Linked DNA regions of Homo sapiens: region 2 is linked to region 1. The links are chromatin loops, found by intact Hi-C in ENCODE. Cell type or tissue: IMR-90. All regions are shown on one strand. Each heading gives the region's core, and the rest is flanking DNA. Links, peaks and the distances in the headings are about the cores only.

What was found. A loop is a pair of places that touch in the nucleus more often than their neighbours do. Peaks named below come from ENCODE experiments on the same cell type or tissue, not always from the same donor. Only the 100,000 strongest peaks of a DNase experiment are listed, where the experiment ranks them.
Region 2: it touches region 1 in a loop (12-fold over the local background); 106 of 110 quality-filtered maps call a loop at or near these places.

Annotation. Positions count from the first base shown.
Region 1 is chr10:84,260,490-84,268,362 of GRCh38, reverse strand. No RefSeq gene overlaps it. Among named protein-coding and RNA genes, the nearest start is that of LINC00858, 16 kb to the left of the region's middle. RefSeq lists a silencer at 3,513-3,662. In IMR-90, for the core only: a CTCF peak has its summit at 3,597 (motif pointing left); a DNase peak (open chromatin) is centred at 3,542.
Region 2 is chr10:84,534,316-84,542,188 of GRCh38, reverse strand. No RefSeq gene overlaps it. Among named protein-coding and RNA genes, the nearest start is that of CCSER2, 210 kb to the right of the region's middle. RefSeq lists enhancers at 4,480-5,184, 6,437-6,936. In IMR-90, for the core only: a CTCF peak has its summit at 4,586 (motif pointing right); a DNase peak (open chromatin) is centred at 4,588.

The DNA.
Region 1 (7,873 bases), core at 2,642-5,141:
CCCTACTTCAATTTTCAGCCTCTACTGTTCAATGTAGCCCCCAAACAGCAGCCAGAGACATCAGTTAAAAATGGAAACCAGATCTGGTTACTTTCTTGATGAAAACCTTTCAAAGATTTTCATTTGCTCTTAAAATAAAACTCACTGTTCCCCTTCCCCATCCCAGCCAGCCCTACTGGATGGACATGTCCCCTGCGTCTCCCGTTGCTTCTCTTTGGGCTTTCTGCCCCAGCCTCATGCCTCTCCTCGAACAGCCACTCCCTTTCCCACTTGCTGTTCCCTCTGCCTGAAATATTTTCCTTTTGCCCTCACCTGACAGCCTTATTATTATCGTTTAAGTCACAGCTTGAATATCACCTCTTCAGAGAGGTCTTTCCCAACCACCTCTCCCAGCTTCCCTATCTGTTCCCTAGTTTATGTCCTCCAAAGTGCTTATCAAAATTTGTAACGATTTCTTTTATACATTTACTTGTTTATTGTCAGTACAATGTAAGCCCCTCATGAGGACCTTGTCTGTCTTGTTTAAACTTGACTTACAGTTAGGCTCAATAAATATTTGTTGAATTGTTGTTGAATGGTGAACACCCAACAGCTGTGCGGCAACAGGAAATGCCATAGGGAGGTGCACCAGAGCGCCACCCAGTGGCATCTTAGGCCTGGCATGGAGGTTTTCAGAGCTCAGTCCAATGACACAACTTGAAACATTGATCTGAATCATCTGGCAGGTGAGAGACAATGAACACCCAGTCAGAGGCTGGGAAGTGATGGAGGAGCAGCTAGGATCATAATCGGTTGCTTTGGCTGAACACACTGCAACTCAGTAACATCGGTTTACTTGGGAGTTTGTTAGAAATGCATCCTTGGTCCCTACCCAGGCCTACTGAACCAGAGTCTGCATTTAACAAGATCCCAGGTGATTTGTGTGCACCGAAGAGTTTGAGAAGTGCTGCTCTACAGCATCTTGGATGTGCATTGCCTGCACTGATATCCAAAAATCCCTGTGCCAGGAGGCACAAACCAAGCTTTCTCATTTACTGTATGACCTTCAGCAGTATTATTAACCTCTTATTCTTTAGTGCGCCCACTAAAAGCCCTGGCCCTATTATCTTGTGGATGATATCATGATAATAAAATAAAAAGCCTTGGGCTGAGGCTCTCCTGCTGGCCTATGGTCTTTGGAATTTGGGAGAATTAGTAAGAGAAAGATGAGAGCAAGCCATAGAACAAGAGCAAGTGAAGAAGAATGAACACCTAGAGAGAAATATATATTAATATAAAACAGCAAACAATGGCCTCAGAGATAACTCAGAGTAAATCTCAGTTAAATCACTCTTCATGAAACAGAACTGTTCATACCACTCCCCAAAAGTGGTGGTTCTCACTCATGGCTGCATATCAGAATCACCTGGGAGCTTAAAAAGCCCAAGCCAGCCAGCCCTTTAAACCTACCACATCAGAATCTCTGTGCCAGGGACCTAGACAGCTATAATCTGTAAGGCTCTCTGGGGCTTCTCAAGTTTTAAGGTGCACACAAACCAACTCTAGGGGTCGTTAAAATGAAGATTTGGATTAAGGAGTTCTGAGCTGGGCCCTGAGACTTGAGGGCCTGAGACATTTCTTTTTAAAAAATTTTTATTTTATGTATGTATGTATGTATGTATGTATGTATGTATGTATGTATGTGTGTATGTATGTATTTACAGAGACAAGGGCTCACTATGTTGCCCCGGCTGGTGTCCAGCTCTTGGACTCAAGTGATCCTTCCATCTCAGCCTCCCAAAGTGCTGGGATTACAGGCATGAGCCACCACGCCCAACCCTGAGACATTTCGAACAAGCTCCCAAATGAGGTTGGGGCTTCCAGTGCAGGGATAACACATTGAGTCACCAGGAACCAGGTGATTCAAATTTGCAAACGAAGTTGAGAACTGTGCTTGTGAGGATGTTGTGGGGATTAAATGAGGGAGTAGTTGGGACACTTGTGGTGTGTAATCGCCAGTCAATTATCACAATTCTCCTACACACCCTTTTCTTGAGTGACAGCAAAGAGTAGATGATGAAGTCCCTGATGGAACATATCTAATATCTATTGAGCACCTACCGGGTACCATGTGCTTTAAAGTATGCCACCCAAATGAGTCCATTCTTGTGGATGTGGAACAAACTCAGAGATAAAAAATTTGCTCGAACTTGCTTAGACATTTGTTAAAAAATACTATTCGATGACACTTGTGAAAGCATGGTAAAGACTTTATTCAGGACCATCGCTATAGGTGTAGGGACAGCTGCAATGGAATGTTGCAATGGGTGAGAGAGATGGACAAGTCGGAAACGATAGCCCAGGAGCAGGGTGTGGTTTGCTGGATGGAAAATTACTAAGATGAAACATCAAGAATAAAAGGGATTCTGGCTAAACCTATCGAACAAGATTCTTGCTGAAGACAGGCCAGGGTGATCAGAAATCACCTGGGGGATGGTGCAGGCTGAGGAACCTGATCAGATATCCAGGGCTGATGGTTCTTGCTAAACTAACTTAATAGGGTTCTTTGCTACAACTGGGTGTTACAAGGAAGTTCAGAGATGGGCCTAGAAGAAGGTTCAAGAGCCTGACTCGAGTTTGGTCAAGCAGAGAATCTTTGTCACATTGAATAAATGGTAAATCCTGGATTCATGCCCAGGGATTTCCAACACCCAAAGCTGAGCCCTTTCCAATCTGCCAAGCTGGCTGTGATCTAGAAGGCGAAGGCGGTGCATGTGTTGGACAGCTGCAGAGGGCAGGGCAGCTGAGCTGAGGATGCTGTGCAGGGGATAATGGAGGCCATTGTGAGAGCTGCCAGGTGGATGGAGGGAAGAGCAGGTGTGTGATGTTGGGGCCAAGGAGCAGCTTAAGAGAGGAGCAGCAAGTTACCTCAACCGAGAACAGAGGGAAGACTTAAGGATTATATCTCTGGCCTTCACCCAGTGCTTTCCCAGCCCTCGTTACCTTAGAAACATTGCCCACAATTGCCAAATGTCATTTATTGTGCCTCTGCCTGAGGAGTGGGGTGCTTCTCCGAACCCTCCTGCCCCACACCCCATAGTTTGCAGTGTTCTTCCACCTATGATCACAGCATGAGGGCTAATCACCACCACTTTTCAGATGAACAGTCCCAGGTTGGAGAAATCCAGGGACTGCCCTGACTTATCAGTCAGACAAAGACAAAACCCAGGCCCAGACCTCTTATCAAAATGCTGTGGTGTGCAGGGCTTTGGAGGCCTCCATTTGGCTAGACATTCAATGGCTGTTCTATAGACAGAGAAAAGGGACTGACTCCATGGGGCCATCAAAGACTCCTCTGGCCAACGTGCATGACACTGTGTTTCCTTTAAGAAAGAGAGAGATGTGGAATCATGTCATCATTTGAGGTAGAAACAGTTAAGTGTCAGGTTTCGTCTGTATCACGAGCAGGCAAAGGAAAACGTGTCGGAAATCCTGCAGGAATCAATAACCCACCCACGCGGCCTCAGCAGGAGACCCCCAGGCTCTGCGGAGAGGCACTACCATCAGGGCTGGCAGCTCAGGATGTACTGATCATTGAGAGGGCACTGCCACCTTGTGGTACCTGCTGAGCACTGCGCCACCCTCACATTCTGCCCAGTGCGAGTATTTATGCATGTCGGATCTCTGCTTTTCCCTTCTCTCTTCATTTACCTTAGATGACAGGACAGATAATAGTGATATTTACATACACAGGGAACACAAGAAGGGAGACAGTTGTGGTGGGAAGGAGAGTGAGCTTGTATTTGAGAGAATTGGACCAGGAGTATCTCTGACAGGGAGAACAGCAGAAATTCTATTAATTATGAGGCAAAAAGAAAGATATGAATAAATTAGGCCAACTTCTTTGCCAATGAATTTATTTATCTATATAGAAAATTTGTGGGATCCCTTTTCCCTTTAACAGGGAATATAGATACTGTATAGTTCAGGCAGTATCTAGTTGGTATCTACTTTCTTGCTAGACAATCAAATGCACAGCCCTTTCCCTCCCCAGGAAAATTGTGCCAGTGAAGGTCTCCGGAAGGGGCCAATCCTTTACCTTGGTTACAACTTTCTACTTTATTTGTGATGTCAAGTCCATTTGGCAATAGGCAGAGCCATCTTTCCCAGCAAGAGGATGAGGTGGGTGATAATATTCTACGGTACTTACATTTCTTTGTGAAAGAACTCAAATACATTCTAGAATCAATGGATCTTAGAGTGGGAGGGGATCTTAGAAGCCAAATTTTATAACTTTTAAATGGGATTTTTACAATCCCCGGGTTCTGCAGAAGTGGCACTGGGTGTTCCTGGGCTGGGGGCACCAGTTGGGCTGTTGGTCCCCTCCATTATCATCTGTTTCAATGATGAGCTTTGATGTAACACTGTATTAGTTTGTTAAAGCGGCTGTAACAAAATACATAGACTGGGTGGCTTAAGCAACAGAAATTTATTTTGCACATTTCTGGAGGCTGGAAGTCGGAGATCAAGTTGCCGGCAGTGTTGGTGTCTGGTAAGGGCTCTCTCCTTGGGCTGGGCCAACTTTTCACAGTGAGCTCACATGGTCTTTCCTGGACATATGCTTGGGGTGGGAGAAGAGGGAGCTCAGGCTCTCCGGTGTCTCTTCTCATAAGGACACAATCCTATGGGATCAGGGCTCCGCTCTTATGACCTCATTTAACTGTACTGGGTTTCAACATAGGTATTTCAGGGGACACAAACATTCAGTCCACCACAAACATCTAGTTTGGAGAAAAAAAATTCGATAGTGTTTGAGAATCTTCTGCCTGTGTCAGAGCCCTGGGGGACTGAGATGATAGAGGGGATGGGCCAGAGGGGGTCTTGACTCCCAAGGTTACCCAGCGAGGGGATGGCAAGGCCTGGTCACACTACAGGAGTGCATGTTATGGGGCCTTCCTCTGTGGATGCCAATTTAGGGAAAACTGTTCTTAGAAATCATGGTGGTTTTCTTACATAGGACTATGTGGTTTTAAAAAAATAGAGAAACAAAAGAAAAAAAATGGTGATTTCCAAGTCAAACAGAAAATTTTAAAAATCCAGAATGGGGCTAAAATTGGCTACACATTGAAATTCAGTGGGGGATAATTCTCTTGAAATACAATTAAATCAAGTACACAATGAAGCATAGAGTGCACGCTTAATTTATCTAGAGCCAGGGATAACTGTTTAGTTTTGTGATAAGGACTTGCAGAGATTCTGAAGGAAATTTCTGGGCTATCTTGATAACCTTATTATTATACCTGATTTCACTTACTTGGACATGGCTGTACCGTAATTTCTATCTTTGATTTCCTAGCTATTGTTAACACCTGTATTTTACTCACAAATGTAACGAAGAGACAAAGAGGCAGTGGACATTTTCTGGCAGTATCTGGAAAGGATCTTGGTACTGCGTCGTCGCATCGAGCACGTGTCTGACACACAGCAGCTGTTCAGTAGATACGTATTGGATGGATAGGTGAATATGTCAGAACTAAGTGACACAGACAGGGATTCAGGGGGTCAAATGGATGCTGGCTTACAAATGAGGAAGTGATTGCTGGAGGTGACATTTTCTGGTGCTTGATGCTTGCTGGTTCTGGACGTCCACCTCCTGGTGGCCTCTTCCAAGTCCAGTCTGTGTGTCTGCATATCAATGTGGTCTTTAGTGTAGAGTGTGGCTAGAGGCCAGGGCAGGAGAAGTTAGGCTGGTTCCCCGGGCCTCCAGTGAAGATGCCCTGAGCCCTCGAGCTCTGCAGATGAGGCTCTAGCACAGTCTCTGCTATTTTCACCCTTCTTTCTTCCTTCCTGACTTCTCCAGACTCAGTCTTCTCACCTTGCTCTTGTTCCCCTTTCCACAATGTGGCCCCAGTTCTCCAGGGCTGCACGGAACTTGGAGAGAGCACTGTGGTGCTAGTGATGACTAACATGGGCGGGGGGACCTTGTTGGTGTGTCCCCCTAAAATTCATTGTGTCTGCAGGGGGTGGCATTAAGGGGTCACAAGTGAATGGAGAAAAAAGACCAAGGGGTGCCCAGGAAAGGGTGAGCAGTTGCTCCAGAGGAGCCTAGGAGGGAGGCAGGAGAGGAAGGCTGGTGGGGAATGACGCTCAGCAAACTCAGACTGATGGGGCTTATCTATTCTTCCCCTCCGCTCTGTGGGACGGAGCTTGCTTTCTCCTGCCTCCACGGTCCTGGGTCAGCTGCGCCTTCATCATCAGACTTCCTCAGTCACCTTGCCCACCATCTCCATTTCCCTTCAGGGCCCCGGGTCTCACCAGATATACAGATATACATTCAGGGATGGGGACTCCTGCATTAGTGTCACAAACCCAGAGGCCCACAGGCTCTGCAGGGAACATACAACTACAGCCAGGGATAAAACACTTGAAGGAGGTAGAAGTAACATTACTCTTTACATGTTTTTGTGATTGCAAAAGTGGTACATATTCATTGTAGAAAATCAGCAGAGAGCTTGAGGACTGTGAATCCATCACCTTAGGGGTTGCGCAGAGCAAAGCGAGCCTGAGAAGGATTTAGGCCTTTGAGGGCTGTGGTCTAACTTCTGCCAGGCCAAGTGCCAGGGATGGGCGGACTCTGATTCCTATCCCAGCTCAGGGACTGTGCCAAGGGCCCACAGGGAGGTGGACTTCAGACAGGATTCAGCCACTTTCTTTGTCCTCTTCCCCCAGAGGCAGCTGAGCTGCTTAAAAGAAGGCAGGGGTGCAGGGGAGGTTGTGGGGTGAGTGGGAAGGAGGGCAGAGAAGAAGCCCTGCACGCAGTGTCACAGGGGACAAGATCCTAAAAGTGCTTGGGAACATGGGCAGAAGAGCCTGAAGGTGATGAGTCTCCCCAAGCCCACTCCATGAGTGGGAATTGGGGGGTGTGGGCCGACATGGGGCTTCTGAAGTGAGTAGCTTCAGGCGGGACTCTGGTCATTCCTCACCAGGTGCTGCTTCAGCCCTTCCCATCTCCTGCCAACCCAGGCCAGGGTGGCCATTCCCAAGCCCTCCTTTCACTCCTGCGGGAAGCCTTGGGGATGCAAGGCTTGAGCTTAAGCCATCCCTGAAAGCAGCCTAACCAAACCACCTTCCTCCCTGCCTCTCCTCTGAGCACAGATGAGGACGCTGATGTGTTCGGCCTCGTCTCTTTCTCTTGGGGACTCGGGATGGCTCTTGTCACAAACCCAGAGGCCCACAGGATCAACAGGGGACACAGGCACTGAGGTTGACACAAGAGCATGTGTCCTGGGCAAAGGGCCGAGCTGCCCTGAGCTCTACAAACTGTAACAATGTAGGAAGGCAGCCGGGTAAAGCCTCATCTTCTGACATCTGGATTTAAATAAACTGTCCTGATTTTTAAATGTTGGCAACAAACCTCAAAACATTTTAAAGTAATGTGCAGGCCTAGCCCCGTATTACCAGAGGCTGTCTTTGACTGGCATGTACTGGTGGCTGATACTCCATGAGCACTTACCATGACAGGGAATGTTCTGGTCCTTTCTGTGTAGTCAAGTTGCCACTTCCATCATCTCACCTCCCAACTTGGGAAACGATGCACAGGCAGAGGAAGTGACGGGCAGCAGATCACGATTTAATACATGGTGTTTGAATGCTGGCAGCCTGGCTTGAGGTCCCATAAGCAAACCCTGGGGCTTTTACCCCTTTCTATGTAAGACTGAGTCCCTGCAAGGCATGGCCAAGACTTAACGAACAGCTCTGTTTTAATGAGTATTTTCTATGTGCTTAGTGAGTACATGTTATCTTCAAGCCTCACAACAACCCTGTGATGTCCATGTTAACATCCTTATGTTAAGGGTTAGAGGATTTAGAAGGAGTGATGTTAGGACACCTTTTC
Region 2 (7,873 bases), core at 3,280-5,779, 270 kb before region 1:
GCATATACACCATACACACCATACAAGCTCTTAGGAAGACAGCTCTGTGGCTTGCACAATTTTCAAAATATCATTGTCTCAATGATATCATTTGTATCATGGAATTGGGCTATGAGTCATTCAGGCCTGACTGAGAAAAGGACATTGGTCAGTCAGCTTTGCTGGACAACCTCCACAAGCTCTCAGTGGCATATGACAATAAGCACTAATTCCCATGCTTGTAAGTGTGGCCCACTGAAGACAACTGGATGCTTGTCAAGGCTGGGCTCAGCAGGTCGGCTCTGCTTCGGGCAGTGGGACTGCAGGGCTCGGCTTCCCACTGCAGGTTGGGCTCAGGCCTGCTCTATGTGTGCTTATTATGGGATCCAGGATGAAAGGGCAGCAGCTACCAGGAGGAAACGCTTCTCATTTAGGTTCAATCAGTGAAGTGCGGGGATGCAAAGCCAATCTCTCAAGCACATTGAAAGCCTCTGCTAACCCTATGACTGCTAATATTCCATTGGCCAAAGTCATCTGCCCAAACCCAAAGTCAAGGACCTGGAAGCATGCTCTGCACAGCCTGAGGCCATGGTGAGGGTGAGTGTGGGATCCTATTCCCCCTATGCCCATCCAGATGTGCAGCCTGCCTGGGGGTGCTGAGTGGTGTTTGGGGACCATGGCCTGTGGGAAGGAGGCCAAGCCCTTCTGCCTGAGCAGGGCAGCAGAGATTCCGCGCTCTGTCGGCCAATGCCCAACTAAAGACAGGAAATTCGAGGTGAGTGACACCCAGAGGTTCGGAGAGGAAATGACACCTGGAAAGCCTGGCCCTTAAGTCCAGCCTTTGCCCTGAGGGGTGGGAGCCCATAGGCCTTCCAGCTGGGTCCCCGCAGGAGAGGCCTGGAGAATGGAGGGGAGAGCACTTCGTTGTCATCTGGATCTGCCTGCAGCCCCGGTCACCTGGCTGAATCTGGGCAGGGCCAGGCCAGGCCCACCTTGGACAGGTGCCCTGCACCGCGTGGACAGGACCGAGGCTCGGGAATCCTTGCTTCCCACGGCAAATTTTCCCTCTGGAAAACGGGAGAGACAGAAACGTGTTGCACGGAAGCACCGGGAACGCGGCGCGCCCACGCTTCTGGCCCTGGCTGGGGGCGCCGTCGGGAGACCCATCCCTCATTCCGAGGGAGCCCCCCAGGACCCCCCCGCACCGCGCCCTCCCTCTCCCCTGCGCTTGAGAAGGACTTGGTGCCTCCAGGTCGCGGGAATCTTCATCACTTCTGCAGCACTGGAGGAGGGCGCCGTTTCCACCCCTCACCATAGGCTGTAGCCGCAGGCCAGGACGCTCAGCTGGCCCCGCTGGGGCGTCCTGGCAGACAAAGTCGTCAAGAGGATTTCCAAGCGCAGCGAAGTTGCCCCTCAGATGATCAGGCAGGGTCGGGGGACCCGGCCCTGGGATCCCGCGGCCCGTTAGCTAGCCTGACTCAGCCCCGGTGAGGCGGATCCGGAGCGGGAGCCGGGCGCACTCGTGTGGCCATGCCTGGGAACGCAGGTCCGGGAAATGGGCCGCCGGGAGCTCAGGACCAGCTGCCAAGACCCCAGGGAAAGAAACATCATCTGGAGGAAGGAGGCGAAGGGAGGGAGGCCCCGGGAGCCCCTTGACAGGCCTCATTCACGCTCTGCATGTTGGAAGGCCCTTGACAGAACTGAATCTTTTATGATGGCCAGAGATGCATCCCCTTTGAAAGGAGGGCTGCCAGGTAGCACAGCCCTGCATCCTGTTCCCCAAGTTTCCCTTTCCCCTGGGGACTCACTGAGCACCTAGTCACCCCACGGCTTTGCTCTCCCTTGGGAGCTCTAGCCTGAGTCCGGTGTGAGGCTCCTCCAAGGCTGCCCTGAAGATTTGGAGGCAGCCTAAGAGACATAGCCCAGGGTAACAGGAAACAAGACAGTAACAGACAACTAAGCCCTGTGGAATCCATTCATTCCACAGGAGGTGGGGCGTGACCACCATGAGCTAGCCACCCTGGAAGGCTCTGAAGCTGTGTCCTTTGCACGCTACAGGAGGCTTTTGAATTCGACCACCAAAATTCAGACTTACCAAAGGGCAAACCCCACAGTGAGTCCTCTGCTCAGCAGGGGGCTTCTGGGTTCCTTCCCTGCTTTAAGCCCAGAAAGAGACCTCACATACTTCTGGCTCCCCAGCCCTATGCACCTCTGACGTGAGAACTCACATTTAATGGGGAGTTACTGTGTGGGAGGCACACACTCCCTTCTGATCATTTGGGTGGGCACTGGTCCTACCCAGTTTCATTCAAGAATTGGAGTGTGACTGATGTGGTTTGGCCATGTCACCACCCAAATTTCATCCTGAATTCTCAGTTATTGTGGGAGAGACCTGGTGGGAGGTAACTGAATCATGGGGGCAGGTCTTTCCCGTGCTGTTCTTGTGATAGTGAATAAGTCTCGTGAGATCTGATGGTTTGAAAAACAGAGTCTCCCTGCACAAGCTCTCTTCTCTTGTCTGCCACCATGTGAGACCTGCCTTTCACCTCCTGCCATGATTGTGAGGCCTCCCCAGCCATGTGGAACTGTAAATCCATTAAATCTCTTTCTTTTGTAAATTGCCCAGTCTCAGGTATCTCTTTATCAGCAGCATGAAAACGGACTCATACAGTGACCTTAGATGTGCTAAGAGTAAACTGGAAATTTTGAAGAAGTTCATCCAGGCAGATTGCCTTCACATTTTGGCCAGCTGCCTGGGAGCTTGATGCCATCTTTTGGATTTAGCCCAAGATTCTCAAACTTGTGATCAGTTATACTCCAAGGAATCCATAAAGGAATTTTGCTTTATTTAGTCATTTCATGGAGCATGGCGCACTGGGATATGTTGACAGTCATTTGATGTGATTGTGAGTTTGTTATTGATATAATTAGTGCAGCCAGAGAAAAGCAGCTAAAACTTCTGGGAAATTGACTCGTAATATTGTAACACATAATATAGGGGAAAAAGCAGAACCACAATAATGATTGGGGACTTGTGGTTCCTGTGCGCTTGAAGATGTGTGTGCTTGGGATTTTGATAATTTACAAAGCTTTATGCCCTCATCTCTCTGCTTTCCAGCCTTTTTAAGATCTGAAAGGAAATTTGCAAATTGGCTTCTGAAAACTATAACTGATACATCAGCAAATCAGAGCTGGCCTTGGTGAGTGAAGTCCAAATGCTGGGGCCCAGACCTGGACCCCAGTGATGGAAGGAGCACTGTATACCTGGAGACCAAAGAATCCTTTTCAAAAGAGACACCCACTTCAGGTGCAGGGGTGGCTCATTCTACTTCTGAGAAACAAACTTGCCTTCCCCCTGCCCCTCCTTTCCCATTGTTGACAACACCCCCACCCCAATCCCTGGCCTGCTGACACAGAGAACGTGTCCCAACTGGCAGAGCAAAGTTGTTTGGAGCCACTGAACACTTTAGCCAAATTCTTCAACTCTAAGCTAGCCTGCATCTAGAAGACAAAGACAACTGTTCTCCCATAATAACACAAAAGGTTCTTAGGGTTTTGGGGCATTACCCGTGGTGACCAGAGTGCCTAGTCCACCTCTCTGGAGCCAGGAAGAGAGAGAAATACTCTCTCTAGAGTATTTCTTCTATCTCTAGACGTGAAAGAAATACAGTGCCAGCCACATACTCAATTTTAAATTTTTTAAAAGTCCCATTTTATAATGTGAAAAGAAATAAGTAAAATTAATAACTTATTTTTTATTAATCCAGCATGAAATAATTTATTTCAAGATGTAATGAGTATAACAATTATTAATGAGATATTTTTCCTTTTTTATATGAAATCTGCTGTGGATTTTATATTTCCAGGGCATCTCAGTTCAGACCAGCTGCAATTTAAGTGCTCAGGAGCCACATGTAACCTGTGACTGCCTTATTGGACAGCGCAGGTCTAGAGTACATCTCTGGAGCTCATGGAACAACAGAGCACTGTCACTGCCACCACCCAAAGTCCAAACCAAGGGGCCAGGCCCTCAGCGCTGCCTTCGAAACATAACTGAACCAAAACTACCACAAATGTGGGTGGTGCCTGGGCCCGAAAGACCTAGTGGATAGCATTTGCTGAAAGCCTTCATGGGTCATTCTCATCCCAGGAATGACTGCTTGGGGAAAGGCTGAGCCAGGGCCCCTATATAAACAAGCATACTTGTTCCATCGGGACCCTTGGTTGGCTTTTCCAGGTAAATGAATGTCCACAGGAGGGCACCTACAACATCTTTAGTGCCATTGTTGTTGAATTAAAAATGAAGTCCAAGGCTGGTCTTGTGATGGATTAATCGACTTTTTATTGTGCAATAAGCAATGGAACACACATTTCCTTCTTAGCCTTGGCTGCCAGGAAACTCAGAGCCAAGTAGGTTCTCAGTTAAAAACTATTGCCTCAGCTATTCCTCCATTATGATATGGTTGTTTTCCTTTCACTTTTATTTTAATACTTTGAGGATTTGACAGGGTTTCCATCTTCTGAAACTTCAAGCAACTGTAAATCATTTTTAGAAATGGGCGGGGTACGTATAAGGAAGGTTTCAGATTTTACCACTAGATGGCAGCATTGTACAATAGACTACCGCCTTCAGCCTCCCGCCGGCCCTCCCCACTATCGCTCCGGCCTATTCCACTCCTTTAATAGCTCTATGACTTGGGCCATTGACTTTTAACACTCTGAGCCTCTCCTCTGTTTTATCATGTGAAAAAGGAAATGCTATTGTGAAAACGAACTGAGATGAAATATAGCTGGAGATGTAGTAGTAGCCTTGTGATTAAGTGCATGGATTCTGATGCAGATGACCTGGTTTCAAATTCTATTTCGCCATTTAATAGCTGTAAGTGCAGGCAAGGTATCTAACTTCAAGCCTTAGTTTCTCCTCTGTAAAATAGTGAGGCTAGTGCCTGCTTCTTAGGAATGTTGCAAGAATTTGAGGGCAGGATATAAAGCGCTTAGAACAATGCCTGGCCACACAGAACATCAAGGGTTAGAAGCTACCATCATTATCATCATCAACACATAAAGCACCCAGCACAGCACATGGAGTCATGCTTCTAGACCCCAGTGTGACACTCTTGTGCCTGTTGGTCTACGAGATGTTGGAAATGAGGCCTCCGCATGGGCTCTTCTTTGTGCCAAGGTGGGAGAACTGACTTCTGGCCCTGCTGCTCTTTGGGGTCAGAAACTGGATGGGGAGGGAGGGATGTGGTAGGTGCACTGGGAAGAAAGATGTCTGGGAGCAGCTTGTGCTGTGGGGAAGGCTTGTGGGAAGTGGGCTGGAGAGGTGAACAAATCTCTTTACGAATGTCATTGTGCAGTGTATTTGGATCCCGTCACCATTTTTGACAAAGCAAGTAAAGAGTTGACACTATTGTGAACTTTTGGCTCCCGGACTGTGTTTTAGTTTTTCCACTGCACCCTCCGTCAACACTAAACAAGAGTGGTCCTTCATTTATAATGGTTGCATTTATAAAGCACTCAACAAACATTAACTATTATTGTTGAGTGTCAGAGAACACTCAATAAACATCATGTATTATTATGCGACCAGGCTTCTGCATTCCACACCCACGTGGGTGTAATAACGCTGGGTTTTCTCCAGCGCAGTCTCCACCTGCAGGACCATAGAAACCCCCAAACTCCCTGTTGTTTCCTTTGAAACTCGCTGTATTTTCTGTTTCCAAGAACAAAAATGATTTTGTTGAATTTAATTTTCAAGTTTATATTACAGCAAAAGAAACTCAGATTTGGAAAACAAAATTAAAATTATAGTATTGAATATTCTTTCTTTAAACTCCACCCCCTCAGATATTCTAAATAACCCTCTGAAGGCAGCTTAACCTTCCCTGAAGCTCCTTGGTTCCATGAGAAGTGATTCCCCCTCAACCTCCCTCTCTAAATCTCTTCCTGTGTTAAAAAATCAATATTAGACATGAGGCCTTGCCTCAGTTTGGGGAGCATATATCTAAACACCACAGGCCCTACAGTCTGGCATACTCAGCTTCCCAAACCCTCTGTGCTATATTCCTAAGATTCCCACTGCTTCACTCACTGATAAGGAATAATGTAAGACTAACTTTATTAAAACAATTTGGGGTCACCATGTGGCGCCCAGACAGTCATCTCTTGCTACACAGTGTGTTTGGAGGAATAAGGTAGGAATCAGATGCAAAATCTTCAGTGGGGCTCTCAGAACTAGGGATCCCAAATTAGAGGGTCCAGAGACCTGGGGCCATGCCCCATGGCCACATGGGCCTGTGATGGACATCTGACAGTGAGCACAGGCTTTGCCTTCCCACCCCCACAAAGTTGGAAGGCAGCTGTGGCTCATTGCTGCTATCCTCCTGGGCCACCAAAGGTCACAGCATAGGTCTATGGCCACGGGGAGTCAATCTCTCTTGGGGGTTCCAGCTTCAGCAGCATCAGCCTTGAGAGAAAAGGGGGCTGTGCAATCAGGCAAGTACAAGGTGGGGAACAAAGGCATCCACACTGGGAAAGGAAAAGTAATACTGTCTACTGTAGATGACAAGCTCCTGTGTGCAGAAGATCCCAAGGAACCCATAAAAGCACTATCAGAACTAATACAAAGATCTATTAGTCTGCTTTAATCCTGCTGATAGAGATATACCAAAGACTGGGTAATTTATAAAGGAAAAGAAGTTTAATGGACTCACAGTTTCATGTGGCTGGGGTGGCCTCACAATCATGGTGGAAGATGAAAGGCATTTCTTTTTTTTTTTTTTTTCTTTTTTTTTTGAGACGGAGTCTCGCTCTGTCGCCCAGGCTGGAGTGCAGTGCCGCGATCTCGGCTCACTGCAAGCTCCGCCTCCCGGGTTCACGCCATTCTCCTGCCTCAGCCTCCTGAGCAGCTGGGACTACAGGCGCCCGCCACCACACCTGGCTGATTTTTTATATTTTTTAGTAGAGACGGGGTTTCACCATGTTAGCCAGGATGGTCTCGATTTCCTGACTTAGTGATCCACCCGCCTCAGCCTCCCAAAGTGCTGGGATTATAGGCGTGAGCCACCACGCTCGGCCGAAAGGCATTTCTTATGTGGAGGCAGGCAAGAGAGAGAATGAGCAGGGGAACTCCCTTTTTTAAAACCGTCAGATCTCGTGAGACTTATTCACTACAAAAACAGCAGCACAGGAAATACCCACCCCCATGATTCAATTACCTCCCACTGGGTCCTTCCCATAACATGTGGTAATTACGGGAGCTACAATTCAAACTGAGATTTGGGTGAGGATACAGCCTAACCATATTATTCCACCCCTAACCTCTCCCAAATCTCATGTCCTCACATTTCAAAACATATCATGCCTTCCCAACAGTCCCCCAAAGTCTTCTTTCAGCAAAGTCTCATTTGAGACAAGGCAAGTCCCTTCCACCTTATAAGCCTGTAAAATCAAAAGCAAGTTAGATACTTCCTAGATACAATGGGGTTACAGGCACTGGGCAAATAAACCCACTCCAAATGGGAGAAATTGGCCAAAACAAAGGGGCCACAGGTCCCATGCAAGTCCAAAACCCAGTAGGGAAGTCATTAAATCTTAAAGTTCCAAAATGATCTCCTTTGACTCCGTGTCTCACATTCAGGTCATGCTGACAGAAGAGGTGGGCTCCCATGGCCTTGGGCAGCTCCGCCCCTGAGGCTTTGCTGGATACAGCACCTCTCCTGGCTGCTTTCACAGGCTGGCATTGAGTGTCTGAGGCTTTACCAGTTGCATGGTGCAAGTTGTTGGTGAATCTACCATTCTGGGGTCTGGAGGAGGGTGGCCCTCTTCTTACAGCTCCACTAGGTGGTGCCCCAGTAGGGACTCTGTGTGAGAGCTCGACCCCATATTTCCC